Linked DNA regions of Homo sapiens: region 1 is linked to region 2. A link is a loop called in an ENCODE intact Hi-C map of the cell type or tissue named here. Cell type or tissue: Calu3. All regions are shown on one strand. Links, peaks and the distances in the headings refer to the core of each region. The heading gives the core; the rest is flanking DNA.

Region 1 (5,393 bases), core at 84-5,083, 1.4 Mb after region 2:
TTTACACTACTCAGGTGATCAGTGTGCTAAAATCTCAGATTTCACCACCATACAATTCATTCATGTAACCAAAAGCCACTTGTACCCCAAAAGCTATTGAAATAAAAAATATATATTTTTAGGCTGGGCGTGGTAACTCACGCCTGTAATCCCAACACTTTGGGAGGCTGAGGAGGGTAGATCGTGAGGTCAGGAGTTCAAGACCAGCCTGGCCAAGATGGCGAAACCCTGTCTCTACTAAAAATACAAAAATTAGCCGGGCGTGGTTGCAGACACCTGTAATCCCAGCTACTTGGGAGGCTGAGGCAGGAGAATTACTTGAACCGGGAGTTGGAGGTTGCAGTGAGCTGAAATCATGTCACTGCCTTCCAGCCTGGGCGACAGAGCAAGACTTCATCTCAAAAAAAAAATATATATATATATACATATATATGTATATATATGTGTATATATATGTGTGTATATACATATATATATTTATATGTGTATATATATGTATATATATGTGTGTATATACATATATATATTTATATGTGTATATATATACATATATGTATATATATGTGTATATATGTATATGTATACATATGTGTATATATGTATATGTATACATATGTGTATATATGTATATGTATACATATGTGTATATATGTATATGTATACATATGTGTATATATGTATATGTATACATATGTGTATATATGTATATGTATACATATGTGTATATATGTATATGTATACATATGTGTATATATGTATATGTATACATGTGTATATATGTATATGTATACATATGTGTATATATGTATATGTATACATATGTGTATATATGTATATATATATACATATGTGTATATATGTATATGTATACATATGTGTATATATGTATATATATACATATGTGTATATATGTATATATATACATATGTGTATATATGTATATATATACATATGTGTATATATGTATATATATACATATGTGTATATATGTATATATATACATATATACACACACACACATATATATATATACACATACATATATATGTGAAAAGCAATAGTATTAATTCAATTCTTTTGTTCATCCAGGCTGAAGTGCAGTGGTGCGATCTCACCTCACTGCAAGCTCCACCTCCTGGGTTCAAGCGATTCTTCTGCCTCAGCCTCGCAAACAACTGGAATTACAGGCGCATGCCACCATGCCTGGCTAATTTTTTTGTATTTATAGTAGAGATGGGGTTTCACCGTGTTAGCCAAGCTGGTCTTGAACTTCTGACCTCGAGTGAGCCACACACCTCGGTATCCCAAAGTCCTGGGATTACAGGTGTGAGCCACCAAGCCCAGCCTCATTTTTTTGTTTTTGTTTTTGTTTTTTTATAATTTCTATTTCTTTGTTGATATTCTTGATTTGTTCCTTATCATTTAGTTGTGTGTGTTCTCAAGTAGTGTATGGAACTTCTTTTAAGTGATTGCTTTGAATTCTTTGTCAGATAATGCATAAGTCTTCATTTCTTTAGGATCAGTGTCTAGAGATTTATATTGCTATTTTGATTGGGCTATGTTTCTCTGTTTCTTCATGTTCCTTTTTATTTTTTCTTTATTTTTATTTTTATTTTATGTAGATATGGAGGTATCACTATGTTGCTCAGGCTGCTTTTGAACTCAGCCTTAAGTAATCCTTCTGCCTCAGCCTTCCAAAGTGTTTGTATTACAGGCATCAGCCACTGTGCTCAGCCTTTTGTTGTCATTGTTATATATGAAAAAGCAGCTACCTCTTCTAGTCTTTATGGGATGTCTTTGTAAATGGGAAGATCTTTACTAGCTCAGCCTGGTTAGAGATTCTGAGGGCTTCTCACATTTTTAGAAGAGATACATCTTCTCTGGGTTTGTGCGTTTAATTTCCTTATTAGTGAATCTTGCCAGTTTCTTTTTCAGGAGCTTATAGTGTCTTGCTCCCTCTGGTGTTTCACTGGAGTACTGTAGGTTCTCTGGCAGTACAACAAGCCACTGAGCTGCTGCTGCTTTTTTTCTTTATGGAGAGGCTTTATTGATTTGGACATATAGGTGAAATAATGGTTTCAGCGTTGATGGTCAGAGCTAGGTTGAAATGAGATTTCAAAGTAAATCTTGAAGAGCCAGTTGTGGGTCTTTCATAAGGAAAAAGTGAATACTCCAGTGTCAAACTAATGGGATTTCTATTCCCCCTGAGAACTGGAACATGACAAGGTTGCCCACTCTCACCACTTCTATTCAATATAGTACTGGAAGTCCTAGCCAGGGCAATCAGACCAGAGAAAGAAATAAAAGGCATCCAAATCAGTAAAGAGGAAGTCAAACGATCACTGTTTGCTGATGACATGATTGTATACCTAGAAAACCCTAAAGACACCTCCAAAAAGCTGCTAGAACTGATAAATGAATTCAGCAAAGTTTCAGGATACAAAATTAATGTACACATATCATTAGCTATGCTATACATCATCAGCAACCAAGCTGAGAATCAAATCAAGAACACAACCACTTTTACAATAGCTGAAAAAAAAAAAAACACTTGGGAATATACCTAACCAAAGAGGTGATAGACCTCTACAAGGAAAACTACAAAACACTGCTGATAGAAATCATAGATGACACAAACAAATGAAAACACATACTGGCTGGGCGTGGTGGCTCACGCCTGTAATCCCAACACTTTGGGAGGCCGAGGTGGGTGGATCAACTGAGGTCAGGAATTCAAGACCAGCCTGGCCAACATGGTGAAACCCCATCTCTACTAAAAATACAAAAATTTGCCAGGCGTAGTGGTAGGTGCCTGTAATCCCAGCTGCTCGGGAGGCTGAGGCAGGAGAATTGCTTGAACCTGAGTGGTGGAGGTTACAGCAAGCCAAGATAGTGCCATTGCATTCCAGCCTGGGCAACAGAGTGAGACTCCATCTAAACACACACACACACACACACACACACACACACACACACCATGTTCATGGATGGGTAAAATCAATATTGTAAAAATGAACATACTGCTAAAAGCAATCTACAAATTCAATGCAGTTCCCATCAAAATGCCACCATCATTCACAGAACTAGAAAAAACAATCCTAAGGCACAGATGGAACCGAAAAAGAGCCCACATAGCCAATGCAAGACTAAGCAAAAAGATCAAATCTGCTGGAGGCATCACATTATCTGACTTCAAATTATACCATAAGGCCATCATCACCAAAACAGCATGGTACTGGTATAAAAATAGGCACATAGACCAATGGAACAGAATAGAGAACTCAGAAATAAAGCCAAAATAGAAAGTAGAACTACCATTTGATCCAGCAATCCCACTACTCTATATGTATCCAGAGGAAAAGAAGCCATTATATGAAAAAGACAGTTGCACACACATGTTTATAGGCGCACAATTCTCAATTCTCAATTGCAATAATATGGAACCAGCTCAAATGCATATATATATATATATATATATATATATATATATATATATATATAAAATAGAATAGTAATCAGCCATGCAAAGGAACGAGACCAGGTGCGGTTGCTCATGCCTGTAATTCCAGCACTTTGGGAGGCCAGGGCAGGTGGATCACCTGAGATCAGGAGTTCAAGATCGGCCTAGTCAACATGGTGAAACACTTTCTCTACCAAAAAATACAAAAATCATCTGGGTGTGGTGGTGCACGCCTGTAGTCCCAGCTACTCGGGAGGCTGAGGTGGGATAATTGTTTGAACACAGGAGGCAGAGGTTGCAGTGAACCGAGATCATGCCACCGCACTCGAGCCTCGAGCCTAGGTGACAGAGTGAGACCATGTCACACACACACAAAAAGGAATAAAATAATGGCATTTGCAGCAACCTGGATGGAATTAGAAACCATTATTCTCAGTGAAGTAATTCAGTAATGGAAAACCAAACATCATATGTTCTCACTCATAAGTGGGAGCTAAGCTATAACGATGCAAAGGCATAAGAATTATACAATGGACTTTGGGGACTTGGAGGAAAGGATGGGAGGGGGGTGAGAGACAAAAGACTACACATTGGGTACAGTGTACACTGCTCGGGTGATGAGTGCATGAAAAATCTCAGAAAGGGTGGAGCCAAGATGGCCGAATAGGAACAGCTCCAGTCTACAGCACCCAGCGTGAGTGACGCAGAAGACAAATGATTTCTGCATTTCCAAATGAGGTACCAGGTGCATCTCACTGGGGATTGTCAGACAGTGGGTGCAGGACAGTGGGTGCAGTGCACCAAGCCTGAGCTGAAGCAGGGCGAGGCATCACCTCACCTGGGAAGCACAAGGGGTCAGGGAACTCCCTTTCCTAGGGGTGACAGACAGCACCTGGAAAATTGGGTCACTCCCACCCTAATACTGTGCTTTTCCGACGGTCTTAGCAAAGAGCACACCAGGAGATTATATCCCACGCCTGGCTCGGAGGGTCCTACACCCACAGAGCCTCGCTCATTGCTAGCACAGCAGTCTGAGATCAAACTGCAAGGCGGCAGTGAGGCAGGGGGAGGGGCGCCCACCATTGCCGAGGCTTGAGTAGGTAAACAAAGCAGCTGGGAAGCGTGAACTGGGTGGAGCCCACCACAGCTCAAGGAGGCCTGACTGACTCTGTAGACTCCACCTCTGGGGGCAGGGCATAGCCAAATAAAAGGCAGCAGAAACCTCTGCAGACTTAAGTGTCCCTGTCTGACAGCTTGGAAGAGAGTAGTGGTTCTCCAGCACGCAGCTGGAGATCGGAGGATGGACGGACTGCCTCCTCAAGTTGGTCCCAGACCCCCAAGTAGCCTAACTGGGAGGCACACCCCAGTAGGGGCAGACTGACACCTCACATGGCCGGGTACTCCTCTGAGACAAAACTTCCAGAGGAAAGATCAGGCAGCAACATTTGCTGTTCACCAATATCCGCTGTTCTGCAGCCTCCACTGCTGATACCCAGGCAAACAGGGTCTGGAGTGGATTTCCGGCAAACTGCAACACACCTGCAGCTGAGGGTCCTGACTGTTAGAAGGAAAACTAAAAAACAGAAAGGACATCCACACCAAAACCCCACCTGTACATTACCATCATCAAAGACCAAAGTAGATAAAACCACAAAGATGGGGAAAAAACAGAGCAGAAAAATTGAAAATTCTAAAAATCAGAGCACCTCTCCTCCTCCAAAGGAATGCAGCTCCTCAACAGCAATGCAACAAAGCTGGATGGAGAATTACTTTGACAAGTTGAGAGAAGAAGGCTTCAGAAGATCAAACTACTCTGGGCTAAAGGAGGAAGTTTGAACCCATGGCAAAGAAGTTAAAAACCTTGAAAAAAGATTAGACGAATGGCTAACTAGAATAACCAATGCAGAGAAGTCCTTAAAGGACCTGATGGAGC
Region 2 (5,393 bases), core at 205-5,204:
CTCACCACTCTTATTCAACATTGTATTGGAAGTTCTGGCCAGGGCAATCAGGCAAGAGAAAGAAATAAAGGGTATTCAAATAGGAATAGAAAAAGTCAAATTGTCTCTGTTTGCAGATGACAAGATTGTATATTTAGAAAACCCCATGGTCTCAGCCCAAAATCTCCTTAAGCTGATAAGCAACTTCAGCAAAGTCTCAAGATACAAAATCAATGTGCAAAAATCACAAGCGTTCCTATACACTAATAATAGACAGAGAGCAAAATCTTGAGTGAACTCCCATTAAAAATTGCTAAAAAGAGAATAAAATACCTAGGAATCCAACTTACAAGGGATGTGAAGGACCTCTTTAAGGAGAACTACAAACCACTGCTCAAGGAAATAAGAGAGGACACAAATAAATGGAAAAACATTCCATGCTCATGGATAGGAAGAATCAATATCGTGTAAATGGTCATACTGCCCAAAGTAATTTATAGAGTCAATGCTATCCCCATCAAGCTACCATTGACTTTCATCACAGAATTAGAAAAAAGAACTTTAAATTTCATATGGAACCAAAAAAGAGCCTGCATATCCAAGAAAATCCTAAGCAAAAAGAGCAAAGCTGGAAGCATCACGCTACCTGACTTCAAACTATACTACAAGGCTACAATAACCAAAACAGCATGGTACTGGTACCAAAACAGAGATATAGACCAATGGAACAGAACAGACGCCACAGAAATAATACCACACATCTACAATCATCTGATCTTTGACAAACCTGACAAAAACAAGCAATGGGAAAAGGATTCCCTATTTAATATATGGTGTTGGGAAAACTGGCTAGCCATATGCAGAAAACTGAAACTGGATCCCTTCCTTACACCTTATACAAAAATTAGCTCAAGATGGATTAAAGACTTAAACATAATACCTAAAACCATAAAAACCCTAGAAGAAAACCCAGGCAATACCATTCAAGACATAGGCATGGGCAAGGACTTCATGTCTAAAACACCAAAAGCAATGGCAACAAAAGCCAAAATTGACAAATGGAATCTAATTAAACTAAAGACTGTCTTCATAGCAAAAGAAACTATCATCAGAGTGAACAGGCAACCTACAGAATGGGAGAAAATTTTTGCAATCTGTCCATCTAACAAAGGGCTGATATCCAAAATCTACAAATAACAAACTAATTTACAAGAGAAAAACAACCCCATCAAAAAGTGAGTAAAGGATATGAACAGACGCTTCTCAAAAGAAGACATTTATGTGGTCAACAAACATGAAAAAAAGCTCATCATCTCTGGTCATTAGAGAATGCAAATCAAAACCACAATGAGATACCATCTCACACCAGTTAGAATGGCGATCATTAAAAAGTCAGGAAACAACAGATGCTGGAGAGGATGTAGAGAAATAGTAACGCTTTTACGCTGTTGGTGGGAGTGTAAATTAGTTCAACCATTGTGGAAAACAGTGTGGCGATTCCTTAAGGATCTAGAACCAGAAATACCAGTTGACCCAGCAATCCCATTACTGGGTATATACCCAAAGGATTATAAATCATTCTACTATAAAGACGCATGAAGAAGGTTTTTTTTTTTTTCAACACTATTCACAATAGCAAAGACTTGGAATCAACCCAAATGTCCATCAATGATAGACTGGATGAAGAAAATGTGGCACATGTACATCATGGACTACTATGCAGCCATAAAAAAGATGATTTCATGTCCTTTGCAGGGACATGGATAAAGCTGGAAAACATCATTCTCAGCAAACTAACACAACAACAGAAAACCAAACACCGTTCTCACTCATAAGTGGGAACTGAACAATGAGAACACATGGACACAGGGAGGGGAACATCACACACTGGGGCCTTTCAGGGGGTGGGGGCTAGGGGAGGGATAAAATTAGGAGAAATACCTAATGTAGATGATAGGTTGATGGGTGAAGCAAACCACCATGGCACATGTATACCTATGTAACAAAACTGTACATTCTGCACATGCACCCAAGAACTTAAAGTATAATTTAAAAACTACTAGGTATGCAACTGTATACAAAATATTTTATTTAAATCAACTATATTTTTACTTGCAGAAATTCATTTTAAAAGGAAACTATAACACTTTTTTAAGTGGAGAAGCAGCAATATTCCACCATCAAAAGATAAGCATAAAATAAATTTCTAACTTGTAAAAAAATGATCATGGTAGCCACTATAATCATATCCAATGTCACCTCTAGAACCCATGCCACACGTTGGGAAGCATTTAGTTGAGCCCATTGCTTTTTATATGAGGAAATCAAGATTCATAAGGCAAGAGTAATTTGAGCACATCCTCAGTCAGATCTCATATATCCAAGGGCCAAATATATTCCCCCATTTTTTTATCAAAGAGAAGAGACACACAAGAAAGCTGCATATGGTCATGCAAGTTCTCCATAGCACAACTCTAGGACATGCCAGTTACTTGGTGAATGATGTTCCTTGGAGTTGAACAGTGTACAACCTGAACCTGTGTGACCATATGCAAAGTCCCTCAGGACTCAATATTAGGGAAATAAAGCACAGTGATTAAAAGTGCAAGATTTGGAGACAGCTGCTACCCCTCTTCTGGCCCTCACTGTGCTCTTGATAGAAGGTGGTTGCTCTTATTTTGATGCTTACAGGACAGAAAAGCATCAGAAGGGTGAACCTAGAAGGACAATCACTGCTCTCAAGTAATCCATGTTTTTCTTTTGTCTCTCCAAGGATAAAAGATGTGGGGTCTCTATGGAGTAGATACTCCTGGTCTTTCCACACTGAAGATGCAGCAGGGGCATAAGTAAAAATTACAAAACAAGTCATAACTGCAAAGGAAAAACGTACCTTTATAAAGGAAAGGTCACTTCATCAAATGATCAAACATAGCTTCGTTAATAAAACACAAACCAATGTGTGTGTGTGTCTTGATGTGCTGTACAATACTAAATACCAGCATCACCTATGAAGTACTCTTACCAAAAATATTTAATCTAAAGCTATTTATTCCTTTAGACCTAAATTCCAGTTTTACAGAAAATATAGGGGATGGAGGATCAAATTAAATTACACCCTGGGGAAGCAATTAAACAAACCCAGGATGTGGAACATTTATAAGACAATTGATCTGGTCTCGTTAAAATATCAATATCATGTGGGAAAACAGATGAGAGGACCTTCCTAGATTAAAGAGACATAATGAAATACAACTTGAGGACCTTCGTTGGATTCTGCTTCAAAAATTCCATTTTGGGGATCTATTGGGGAAAATTTGAATGTGGATTATATATTAGATAATATTGTGAGTTATTACTAATTTTCTATACCATGGGGATTGTATTACAGTTACGTAGGAAAATGCCCCCATTTTTAAAAGCTGCCTGCTAAAGTATTTAGGGGTAAAGTATCATGTTATCTGCTACTTACTTTCAAATGGCTTGCCAAAACTAAAGAATATACACAAAGTAACATTTCTCAGGAAATCTTTGTGGACTATATGGAAAACTTTAACTGGACGATGCTACAGTTTGGTGGACTTAGCTGTTCAAAAACCCATACCTAAATGGAGCTCAACTTATACCAACAGATGAATGGAAAACAACAATGTGATATCCAAAAGGGATAAAGTGAAATCCTAAGCTTGGATTTAAAAAGAAATCAATTGTATAAATACAGGATGAGGAAGATCTGGCTTAACAGCAAGTCAAGTGCAAAACACAGAATAAAATCCAGGCTCTTCAGGTGACTCAGAGGGGAATTTTAAGCAATGGCCCCGCATGATTTACATACACATCAAGGACTTGGTGAACTTAGTGACTGATCAGACATGGGACGGAAGGAGGGGAAAGGGAAGAGACAAAAGAGGAGCTTGGGCTAAGGAGTCAAACTGCCTGGGTCTTAATTCTGATTCTACCACTTATTAGCAGGCAAACATGAATAAGTCAGTTAACCTCTCTATGCCTCATTTCCTCTATAGTGGAAAAACACACTTGCCTAGAATTGATGGGGCTTAATTCAGTCACTATCTGTCTGGGCCTACCTTTAAATTAGGGAAGCACTAGGTCATCTATACGGCCCTATCAAGCTCCATCTTTCAGTGCCCCTGGAATTCTGCACCTCCTACTTTGAGGCTGGGGCAGAGATTAGTTTAAATGCCTGAGGGGATGCATTCTTGAAGTTGGAAAAACTATCAATTTGCCATAAAGCTCGGCCTGCATTGGTAAAATGTGGTCTCTAGAGGGTGCTCAAAACACAAAAAGTACTCAATTAAAGGTTCTCAGAAAGAGAACCTAATCAGTAGGATTCCTATAAGCAGGAATAAGCAAAGGAGACAGCTATTGTCAAAGAGAAGGCCTAATTGGTGACTGCTGTTCTAGATACATTAGGGCTCTCCCAGAGTACAGTCAAGGGTGGGGTGAGTACTCATTTATCAGCCCCTGTCCTACAGTTTAGCTGTGAGCACAATCCCAATGTTGACAAGAAATGGTACTGAAGTTTTGACATCTCATTTCCCAATAGCTTCCCAGCTGGGTCCAAGTGTTATGTAGGATTTCAGAGACCCTGGGAAGAAGTGATACTGGTGGAAGTATATTCAAAGGTTTCCTCTCCCAAATGAGATTTGGAGGTGGAGGAGGTGAGGGGAATGTGAATAGCCTAAAAGAGAGGACATACAGATACTCAAAAGATTACTCGTTCCTGGACTGGGCTTAAGTGACCATGGAGCCCTCTAGAAAAGGAACTAAGCTAATGAGGCCTAAGTGAGGTCATGAGGCAGAGAGAACTTAAACGTTCTTCCGTGACCTGAGCAGTGAGAGTTTGAGAGTCTGGTTTCTGAGTGGGATGCCCCAGCTTTCTTCCCCATTCCCAAACATGGCAGGCCTCTTTCCTGCTACGAGCAACTCTGACACTCAAACGAGACAATTTCTAAAAATATTATCTGCCGTTTGCCTATTTCCAATCTTTGTAAAGTATAAAATCTTAATCTTTGGGTTTAAGGAGGTGCTCACCCACACACTTTAGCTGGAATCCTTCCCTCATGACCTTCTTCCCCTTTCCTCTACCAAATTAGGGCTCGAAAGGCACAAGGAGAATGAGCTTTCTACTAGAGATCCCTTCCCAGGTCTGATGTCTTGTCTTGTTGTTTTTTTCCTCAGAAATGATTTCATCTGAACATAAATCTCCTCAAGAATGAAGATGGTTATTTCTCTGGGCCTGTTTCTCCATGTCAAAAAAGGAAAAGACCTCAGTGAATTTATGTTAGTGTTAAACCTCTTAAGGAGTCTAAAGACTATTAGCCAAGCTTTTCCTGAGAGCCATTTGGGGAAAGGAAAGAAAGGAAGAGAACATGAGAAGAGCATAGAGGCCTTTAAAG

What was found. Peaks named below come from ENCODE experiments on the same cell type or tissue, not always from the same donor. Only the 100,000 strongest peaks of a DNase experiment are listed, where the experiment ranks them.
Region 1: it touches region 2 in a loop (12-fold over the local background); 6 of 110 quality-filtered maps call a loop at or near these places.

Annotation. Positions count from the first base shown.
Region 1 is chrX:65,449,904-65,455,296 of GRCh38, forward strand. All of the region lies in intron 5 of ZC3H12B (zinc finger CCCH-type containing 12B), which reads left to right. Among named protein-coding and RNA genes, the nearest start is that of LAS1L, 82 kb to the right of the region's middle. In Calu3, for the core only: no CTCF peak of the experiment used is centred there; a DNase peak (open chromatin) is centred at 1,988.
Region 2 is chrX:64,089,719-64,095,111 of GRCh38, forward strand. No RefSeq gene overlaps it. Among named protein-coding and RNA genes, the nearest start is that of AMER1, 110 kb to the right of the region's middle. In Calu3, for the core only: no CTCF peak of the experiment used is centred there; no DNase peak of the experiment used is centred there.